2 separate regions of the Homo sapiens genome follow, and region 2 is linked to region 1. Evidence: read pairs that join two places in POLR2A ChIA-PET (ENCODE). Cell type or tissue: PC-9. All regions are shown on one strand. Each heading gives the region's core, and the rest is flanking DNA. Links, peaks and the distances in the headings are about the cores only.

The links. Peaks named below come from ENCODE experiments on the same cell type or tissue, not always from the same donor. Only the 100,000 strongest peaks of a DNase experiment are listed, where the experiment ranks them.
Region 2: POLR2A ChIA-PET joins it to region 1 with 5 read pairs; 3 of 35 experiments call an interaction of 5 or more read pairs at or near these places.

The regions. Positions count from the first base shown.
Region 1 is chr18:62,632,586-62,637,969 of GRCh38, forward strand. No RefSeq gene overlaps it. Among named protein-coding and RNA genes, the nearest start is that of PHLPP1, 80 kb to the right of the region's middle. In PC-9, for the core only: no CTCF peak of the experiment used is centred there; DNase peaks (open chromatin) are centred at 2,526 and 2,856.
Region 2 is chr18:62,873,831-62,879,214 of GRCh38, forward strand. The region is part of intron 4 of PHLPP1 (PH domain and leucine rich repeat protein phosphatase 1); the gene reads left to right. Among named protein-coding and RNA genes, the nearest start is that of PHLPP1, 160 kb to the left of the region's middle. RefSeq lists enhancers at 3,792-4,292, 5,192-5,384. In PC-9, for the core only: no CTCF peak of the experiment used is centred there; DNase peaks (open chromatin) are centred at 1,661 and 2,491; H3K4me3 peaks cover 839 bases; H3K27ac peaks cover 4,626 bases.

The DNA.
Region 1 (5,384 bases), core at 170-5,169:
ACAATAGGGTTCACGCTCCTATGAGAATCTAATGCCACTGCTGATCTGACAGGAGGCGGAGCTCAGGTGGTCGTGCTCACTCACCTACCACTCACTCCTGTGTGGCCCCATTTCTTACAAGCCGCAGACCAGTACTGGACTATGGCCTGCGGGTTGGGGACCCCTGGTTTAGATGAACCCAAATGTCCTCTCAATCACTAAGATTCTCCATAGCTTCTTGAACTCTTGAGCTTTGGAGATCATTCTCGAAGTTTCTATAAATAAAAGTGGAAATCAGCCCCCTCCTTAAAACCAGTGAGAGGCTTAGAGAGCACAGTAATCATGATGTTTCTGTAATCCTCCCAGAACCGAATCAGAAATGGCCAGGACACTGAGGCATTCACATGATAGCGAGGAGCAAAGTGCAGGCTTAATGTGTCCTTCCAAAGTCCACATTTCTTCTGCTAGCAATTTCTTAAATTGCCACAGAAATTGAAATGGATAAGAATTTTGGTTTGTCAACAAGATAAAAAACTCACAGATAAAGTGAGTTATCTGCTTTTTGTTCAGACCAAAAGGTGACTTTACCAGAAATTATGCTGGACATCTAGGGAATTAATCTGGATGAGTGAGCTCAGCCTGACATAAAGATGCTTCAATGCCCTTCTTAGCAATGATGCTGAAATAGCAACAGCTTTAGCTTGCTGAGGCAATAACAGCTGCCAGGGCAAAAAAGAGAAATGAGAAAATCAAAGCCATTCTGAGGTATGAGGCAGCAATTAAGAGAATCTCCCCTTGAAGGGCTTACTTAAGTAAGCAATCATTCAACCAATATCCATTTATTACCTACTAATCAAGACATCAGATCTGTATTCTCTGCCTTCCAGGAGCTTATGATTTAGGTAACAGCTACCACCTCTTCTCCAGACTAAAGAACCCCAGTGCCTGCGCCTCTTTCTGACATTGCACCTCACCCCGTAAAGCCACGAATTGCCCCAAGCCCATGTGTCTTTGCATTATTTGATGTTTGGTTTTTCTGTTTTATTATTATTATTTTTGTGGCAAAGTCTCACTCTGTCACCCAGGCTCCAGTGCAGTAGCGTAATCATGGCTCACTGCAGCCTCAACCTCCCAGGCTCAAGTGATCCTCCCACCGTAGCCTCCCGAGTACCTGTGACTACAGGTATACATCACCACGCCTGGCTAATTGTTGTGTTTTGTAGAGATGTGGTCTTGCCATGCTGCCCAGGCTGGCCTCGAACTCCTGAGCACAAGTGATCTATTCTCCTTGGCCTCCCAAAGTGTGGGAATTATAGGCATGAGCCACCGTGCCTGGCTATGTTTGATTTTTCGATCCCTTTGGATTCTCAGGTCCCCATCTTGGGAATCCACCCCTTTGTTGGCTTTAGCTGCCTGTGTCCTGGCGTATTTCTGGCGAATCATTTTTTATTCTTGGAATCCACTTCAATTGCTGTTGTGTTCGCCTTTCCAACTTCATCACACATTTAGCCCCTAGTCCTGCTGAATTCTGCAGCCCGAGGCCTTCTACGCTGCTGTGGCGCTCCGAGGCTTCCCTGCTGACATCCTAGTGGCCCCAGCAGAGCCCCATCTATTGGTTGAAGCTCCTCTTCAGCCTGTCCTCTCCTGGACGTGACTCTTCCTTGTACTCACAAATGTACCTTGACACAATAAATGTACCTGTTTTGAGTCCCTGCATCTCTCTGTCAGGTGATGCACCACTGGACATGCCCACTGTAGTGTCCAGAAGGTAGCTTGCTATTGTTTGAGCAGAGAAGACCAGAGAAAGAGCAATCTCTCCTTTGTTCTTGGAACCTGCTTCCTCAGGGCTCCAACTGAAGACTCAAACCGAGACCTTTCTTGAGTTAAAACTATAGAGATAATGTTATTAGAGATAAAAGGTTCCAGATGAAAGAGAAATTGGCTTCCTCCAGAAGTGAAGAGTTTTCTCTGGAAGATGAGGCAATGGTGACAAAGGAAATACTCATTCTTTGATGCCTAGTCAGCAAGAGGACGCATTTCCCAAAAGTCCACATCTGTGTGGGGGTTGGGTGCACGAAGCATAGCACTGAGTGATTATCAGGGGAGACACAGTAGTTCAAATTGCAGTTCAACTTCTTTAGCCCATCATCCACTTCCTCCTTAGCCCTGTTAGTGACACCATTAAATGACCAGTCACCAGATTTGGAAAACCTCCCTTCAGCCTAATAAAAATCCACTGAGTGTATCTGTAAACTATGTCACCCCTTTGACCCCCTCATTATCACTCATGTAGACCAATGCAGTAGCTTCTTAACCCTGAAATTCTTATCCCACCCTTGCCTTCCCCGGCTCCACTCTAACACAATGGCTTCCCTTTACCTTAAGAAAGGAAGTTCACACTTCTTAGTACAAGAGTCCGAGTTCCCCACTAATTGGCCATCCCCCTCCTTCATCAGCGTGTGCCCTGTGAAATATAGTGAGGAATGGCCAGATGTTATCCTTGATCTGATCTGATGTTGTAACTCTCATGTTAATTTATGTGCCTGGCACAACGAATGACTCATTGCTTAAACATGCCCTATATTTCTACCTGGGTCCTGAGCTCATGTTATTCCTGTGCCTGAACGGCCCTCCTGTCACCTCCTATCTCCTCTCAAGCTGACCTCAAACATTCAGCAAGTCAGAACAATTCTTCTTCTTGTGTTATAACAATGGCATTTAACATCTTTTGTCTTGTGTTGCATAGGGTTGCTTATGTGTCTGTCTCTTCTACTTGCTTATAAGCCTTTTGCATCCAGAGAAACGTAATACTCCTCCTTATGGTTGCCACAGTCATTGGTCATCATAGATACTCAAGGAATGTTTCTTGGAATGAATCTGCCCAAATATGAAACCTGAAAGCCTGGTTCCAAAGCTTGATATTTACACACACACCTACTTATACTATAGGCACAGCTATGTACATGAACATTTAGGCACACATGAACACCCACACCCGCATGCCTACACCTGTGCCCTTGCACACACTCATGTACACTTACACACTCACAAGCTCATATGCAAACTCATAACGCACACCACACTTGCACCATAGGCAAACCTATACACACATTCACACACACATACACATGCAAACTCAGATATATATGTATACATATATGTAGATTTGTTCATCCTCACATACATGCACACATATATGCCTGCTCATGCACACACACTTTATCATCTCTATGAAAGGTTATCTCTGCCAAGATGCTTGGGTGTGCAATGGTGAGGGACTCAAGACCACAGTCCCTAAGGGAGGTAAGGCATCAGGGTAGGTAGGATTTGGAAGTAACTTATTTCCCACAATGAATAGTTGTTTCAGGAGGAAGTGGCTCTGTTTATGTGACATCTGGCTCTCTCTCTACCTCTGCTCAGAGAAGATGGAGTGATTTAGCTGATAGGAACTTTAGAGAGAATAAACTGGTGTGGTTGGCTCAGCCTCTCTCTGGTTTCCTCCTTGACAGCTACCCTGCCATCAGAGGGCAGGAGTCAGGGGTGGGCTGGAGCGGGGCAGGTCCAGGGTGGGAGGCTGCCATAGTCCAGGCTGCTGTGAGGGGGGTTCAGTATTGGGAGGTTTATTTGCTCACAGATATAAGCTATCTTTTCAATGTCAGCATAAGAAAGTGGTATTATAGCCTCCACTTGTCATCTCTCTCACTTTGTTTCTTTCTTTCTTTTCTTTTTTTTTTTTTTTTTTTTGAGACGGAGTATCGCTCTGTCCCCCAGGCTGGAGTGCAGTGACACGATCTCAGCTCACTGCAACCTCTGCCTCCCAGGTTCAAGCAATTCTCTGCCTCAGCCTCCCTAGTAGCTGGGATTACAGGTGCCCGCCACCACATCTGGCTAATTTTCGTATTTTTATTAGAGATGGCGTTTCACCATCTTGGCCAGGCTGGTCTTGAACTCTTAACCTCATGATCCACCCACCTCGGCCTCCCAAAGTGCTGGAATTACAGGCATGAGCCACCACCCCCAGCCTCTTTCTTTTCTTTTTTGAGACAGGGTCTCACTCTATCACCCAGCCTGAATGCAGTGGCACGATCACAGCTCACTGAGGCCTTAACCTCCCAAGCTCAAGCAATCCTCCTGCCTCAGCCTCTTGAGTAGCTGGGACTACAGGCATGCACCACCACGCTTGGCTAACTTTTTATTTTTTGTTGAGATGGGCGTCTCGCTATATTACCCAGGCTGGTCTCAAACTCCTGGCTTCAAGCAACCCTCCCACCTCAGCCTCCCAAAGTGCTGGGATTACAGGCATGAGCCATTGTGCCCACACTTGCTTTTTTTCTCTTTTTTTTGAGACAGAGTCTCACCCTGTCACCCAGGCTGGAGTGCAATGGCAGAATCTCAGCTCACTGCCACCTCTGCCTCCTGGGTTCAAGCGATTTTCCTGCCTCAGCCTCCCCAGTAGCTGGGATTACAGGTGCACACCACCACGCCAGGCTAATTTTTTGTATCTTTAGTAGAGACGGGGTTCACCATCTTGGCCAGGCTGGGTCTCGAACTCCTGACCTTGTGATCCACCTGCCTCAGCCTCCCAAAGTGCTGGGATTACAGGCATGAGCCACCGCACCTGGCCACTTTGTTTCTTAATTGGTTCATAAATCAGGCAGTGAAGGGAATGTTGTCTGTTGGAATCCCTCAAAGACCCTAACAGAAGTGGAAAACCAAGGGCAGAACTTGAGTAAATTGCCACATCTGTACTCTGATCAGGCAGCTTCAAATTCACATAAAGGAAAGAGGCTAAGGAAACTCCCTCTCCGTGTCTGTGGGTAAGTGTATTTACTGCTTGTGATGTATAAGACAACGCTGTAGGTATTTGGCGGCCCCAAAGACATATATGCTTCTTGGCATTCCCAGGACTTGGAATCCCATTGAAGCAAAGGCCATATCCATATTTACCTTCGTGTGTTTACCACTGGTTGTGCTGGCAAGGTTCTTGCTCTGCTGGCTTCATCTGCCTAGGGAGTTGGTTTCAAACCCTGGGATATTCATTTTCCTCCCCTGGACATGACATCATCATGTTTGCAACACCTCAACAGGCATCTCATCCAACAAGAACTGTGTTTTCTTCATTGTAATGAAATACTTAGGAAGACATGAAACCAGCCCTGTGTTTCAGCAGAACACACAAATCTAGGGTGAAATGGTTCCTTTCTTTGTCCCACTGTTAAACTCCATGCTGTATTCAGTTCCATCTTTTTTAGCTGTGATTAGGGATGAGACAAACTTAGGGCCCATGAGGAAAGGTTAAAGCAAAGGAGATTATTGTAGGGAGAAAGCTGAAGAGCAGGTTCACTGTCGTGGAATCCAGTAGCAAGGGGTAGATATTTGGCAGTTAGTGACCAGCTAGTGTTCAT
Region 2 (5,384 bases), core at 149-5,148, 240 kb after region 1:
ATCAAAACGCTTTTAATATTAAGCATTGAAATAAATATGAGCTATGCATATACTTAAGAAAGATAAATAAAGGGCCGGATGCGGTGGCTCACGCTTGTAATCCCAGCACTTTGGGGGGCCAAGGCAGGTGGATCACGAGATCAGCAGTTCAAGACCAGCCTGACCAACACAGTGAAACCCCGTCTCTACTAAAAATACAAAAATTAGCTGGGCCGTGGTGGTGCATGCCTGTAATCCCAGCTACTCGTGAGGCTGAGACAGGAGAATCGCTTCAACCCGAGAGGTGGAGTTTGTGGTGAGCCGAGATCACGCCATTGCACTCCAGCCTGAGCAATCAGAACGAAACTCTGTCTCAAAAAAAAAAAAAAAAGATTAATAAAAACAAGTAAGATATAGGCCGGTTGAGGTGACTCACGCCTGTAATCCCAGCACTTTGGGAGGCCAAGGCAGGTAGATTACCTGAGGTCAGGAGTTTGCGACCAGCCTGACCAACATGTTGAAACCCTATCTCTACTAAAAATACACAAACTTAGCCGGGCATGGTGGTGCGCACCTGTAATCCCAGGTATTTGGGAGGCTGAGGCATGAGAATCGCCTGACCCTGGGAGACAGAGGTTGCAGTGAGCTGAGATTGCGCCACTGCACTCCAGCCTGGGTGACAGAGCAAGACTCCATCTCAAAAAACAAACAAAAAAGGGCAATTATTTACCAAGTTTTTCCAGTTCAGGTTGCTGGTGGCTGGAGCTTCTCCCGGCAGCTAAGAGTGCCAGACAGGAACCAGCCCTGGGTAGGACAGCATCCCATCACAGGGCGCGCACGCACGCGCGCACACACACACACACACACACACACACACACACACTCTCGCTCTCTGTCTCTCTCTGTCTCTCTCACTTGCCATGTGGACACACTGGTGAACGTAATGTGCACAGCTTTAGGATGTGGGAGGAAGTGAGTACCCCAAGAAAACCACACAGACGGAGGAGAATGGGCAAACTTCACACAGACAGCGATCCTCACCAGGAATTGATTTTTTTCCTCATTAACATTATAGCTAAATGACATTGAATGAAATGACATTGTTCGAGGACCTGCTATGTATCTGTAGAATTATTATGATTATGATTATGATTATTATATTTGAGACGGAGTCTCGCTCTGCCACTCAGGCTGGAGTACAGTGGCGCGATCTTGGCTCACTGCAACTTCCGCCTCCCGGGTTCAAGCGATTCTCATGCCTCAGCCTCCCGAGTAGCTGGGACTATAGGTGCGTGCCACCACTCCTGGCTAATTTTTTGTATTTTTAGTAGAGATGGAGTTTCACTGTGTTAGCCAGGATGGTCTCAGTCTCCTGACCTCATTATCTGCCCACCTCGGCCTCCTGAAGTGCTGGGATTACAGGCATGAGGCACCACGTCCGGCCTATAGAATTCTTAATGTGATTTTTATCATATATGATATGGAAATAGGACAAAAAAAAGTATACCACCAGCGTTTTTGTTTTTCTTAACATTCTCCTTTGGATATTGAATTTTGCCATTGTGTGTTACTATTGTCCCCTGACAGTTTTATAAAATTCTGTGTAATAGTTAAGCCTGTTTTTGTAAAGATACTGTGACTCATGGGAATAGCAGTATGGCCTTAACTTTTATCACCTTTGTTTTCTATATTTATCTTGTGTGCTCTGCTTGGCTTTGCATTCTGAGAGGGCAGGAATCAAGTCCCCCTCAGAGGTCATTACTGTTGCTAGGTGAGCATTAAATAGATACTCCATAAATGAACGCACTCTTGAGTGAATGGTGGGGGAAGTGCCTTTATTCATTCAATTTTATGTATTCTTCGCAAAAGGTATTTGTAGCAACTTCTTTGCAAAAGGTATTTGTAGCAACTTTTTTTTTTTTAATTTTGTTTTTTGAGATCAGAGTCTCACTCTATCCTCCCCCCGAGGTTGGAGTGCAGTGACACGATTTCAGCTCACTGCAACCTGTGCCTCCTGCGTTCAAGTGATTCTCCTGCCTCAGCCTCCTGAGTAGCTGGGATTACAGGTGCCCGCCACCACATCCGGCTAATTTTTGTATTTTTAGTAAAGACGGGGTTTCACCATGTTGGCCAGGCTGGTCTCGAACTCCTGACCTGAGATGATCTGCCTGCCTCAGCCTCCCAAAGTGCTGGGATTACAGGTGTGAGCCACTGTGCCCGGCCTGTAGCAACTTTTAGAAGGAAGTGAGACTGGTAATTTATCATTGTATTTCTCTTTGGTTGAAAGTATGATAAAAGACAATATGCACAGTGAGATGATTCAGAAAACCTTACGTAGAAAAATGTAAGAGAGGATTTGAAGTTGGAAAAGGAGATACTAGTTTTAAAATGGACCGTATGAAACTGGACTTCTAAAAAAAAATCTATGGTTTATTTTACCATTCTCTAAACTCACTTCACATTCTCTTGCCACTCATCTTGCAAGAATGTGCCCCAACTTTTACCTTTGACCACCTGCCGAACCCAGGCTCAACCTAGCGACTCCTACCCCACCCTTCAAAGTGTATTTGTAATGGCATTTTTTCCTTGAAGCTTTTAGTTACTTCTCAATTCCATGTGACCTTTTGCTCTTCTGAATTGTTCACTTTTTAAATATTTTTTGTACTTATCAATCCTTTTATAGTAAGCATCTAAAAATTTCTAAAATTGCCATCTACTGTAAAGTCCTTAATAAATACTCACTGAACTGAATTGTTGGTTTTCCCACCACCAAGGATAATCAAAATAATGTGATCATAAAACTTTAGGAAGAGAACATTTAGAAATGCTTTGAGCAGCGGAACCATTTCTTGTATTTAGTATTCAAGGTGACTATTTTAAGGGGACATCAGTCACTTAGAATGATTATTGATCAACCACATTGCATTATGTGGCACCTACATATCAGTTTCAAGGAACTCAGGCTTGTGTGATTGTGTCTTAGAGGCTGTGGTATAAATTGAGTAAGTTTTCACCTGAAATAAGTAAAGATGACTTGGGTCAAGAGGGGAGTGAATTCAACACTTGGAGGAAAGACTTGATTTGAGCTCTGATTAGATGTGAAATTTGGTTTAGCTGAAAATGGAGAGATGGAGGGGCAGGTCCTCTCATGCGAGAAAGAGGGAAAGAGTGAATGGAGTTGGGCGTGCAAGGATGTGGGCATAATAGAATGAAAGTATGAAGAAATGAGCGATGAGAAACTCCTAATTATGCATGGCATTTATCAAGTACCTCTCTTCTTAGAAAGCTCAAATTTCTACATTTTTGGTTCCCTTGGAGTAGAAAACAAATGACCTTATTTCCTATTCTGCTCTTCTGCTCTTTTGGGGATGTTGGCATTCCAGATGTAAAGTGATTAATGTTAATTACTTATCATTACCAAAAGCCCACATTTCCAGGTTTTATTGAAAGATTTTAGTTTTTGTTTTTATACATAATTCATGAAGACTTCTTTTAATGGAAATAGTGATAATTCATTAGCATAGTGAAATAAAGAGTGGCATGCTAAAACATTTTTGCAGTTCATTTGATCGATTTAAACAGCAGCGCTTAGAACAATTTCAGCTTCTTTGAAGACACTGCTGTATAAAAAACGTTAGAGGCAAGCCAGCTGCAGACTGCTGAAGAAAGAGTAAAGCCTATGTAAAAGAAAAACAGCACAAATGCTGCTCAGGGTTAGAGATAACCTTGGGAAGGAATTTCCACTACCAGGGTTCCATGAGGCTTGCCAAATGTTAAAGGAATTTCATGGAATGTATGGAATGTCTTTTTGTCAGTTAACTGTTCCCAGAACTGGAAGTTCCTTTCTTATACAGCTTTGCTTTTCAGATGGAATTGTGATCCTCTTGGGAAGCTTTCCATTTCACAAGATTCCCATTTTCCTTCCCAGAGAATTTGAGCAAAGCAGAGCCGGCAGGTGGTGCTTGGGGCTCCGTGATTATATAGCCTTTGGTTCTCTTCTTGCCTAATGCTGCCGACCTAATTTATGGCAATGATGGCCCATTTTCTTATTCCCTCATATAGTACATTTTGAAGACGGAGCTCAGAAACAAAATATCAGCCAGGCTATATTAAATTAGTTTGCCCTGTTGACTTTTTGGGATAGTTTAAGATGTTCTTTAACATTTATTCCCACTTAAATAGAAGGGAGAGAGGCTGGTATCTTCAAAAGCCTTGGCTTGATTCCAATTCAGTTATTGTATTCTGTCCACTTCCATTCTTTGAGCTCTGTGGAGCTCTTTGCCGTATTCTCTGAGCTTTAACTTAACTGCAAGAGTTTAATGCCAACACTGTATTTGTAGATATTTGCTATTCTGAGTGGTAATCAACTTTACTCTGCACAGCTCCTAGTGCATAGTAATAAGTATAGAGTAAAAGGACCAAACTGATGCTTATTTTGTTGATGGTGAAGTGTCATCATAACTTGGGACTTGGGAACATAATTAACATCTTTGCTGATGACTTCTGAAATAATTCTTTGGTTGCCGGTATGAGAATGCTGATGGAGACCAATACTCCTCTCCTCCCTCTCTCTGCTACTTCATGTCAAATAAACACATCTAATTCTGGAGCTCATTCAGACAACACACGCATGTCAGTTTTGAAAACTAAGGACCCATGAAAATGTCTGTTTTTATTTAGTGGCTGTAATTTTGATGTCACTCACCATGCTCTAAACTAATGGAGCTTTGAATGGGAGGAGTCACATTCCTCTTGTCATTTCTCTGGAGTGGTGAGGATGATGACACCAGAACTGGCAGGATATTTGACAGTGACCTCTGTAAAAGCAGGGCACACCCATTCCTCCCTGGTGATGTCTTTTGGACGTATAATTAATAAGAAAACCTTGGGGAAAGGCTGACTTTCTAAATAGCTGTTTTTTTCCCCTAATTTTAAACTTTGTCAGAATGCATATTTATACTCCTCATATTGTGTGTGTGTGTGTGTGTGTCTGGAAGTGCAACAAAGGGGAGATATTATCTGATACATGTGATAAATATGTGCATGTTCAGATGTACTATTTCATTCAATTCAAAGTTTTTCATAGGCAAATACCAGTGTCTTCTTGACATGCTCTGTGATTAGACTTTAAGCATTCTTTACAACCACAGGGCTTCTTTCTCCTTAATAATTTGGTCTACTTAATGTTTCCCAATTACCTTGTAGTTTTTGCTTTCCAAATCAGTGTTTCACAAAATGATTCATGAAATGCCTACATCAGAATCACCTGTAGTGTTTATTGGTGCTATGGTTTGAATGTGTCCTCCAAAGTTGATGTGTTGGAAACATAATCCCCCATGCAACAGTATTAAGAGGTGGGACTTTAAAGAGGTGATTAGGCCATGAGGGCTCTACCTTCATGAATG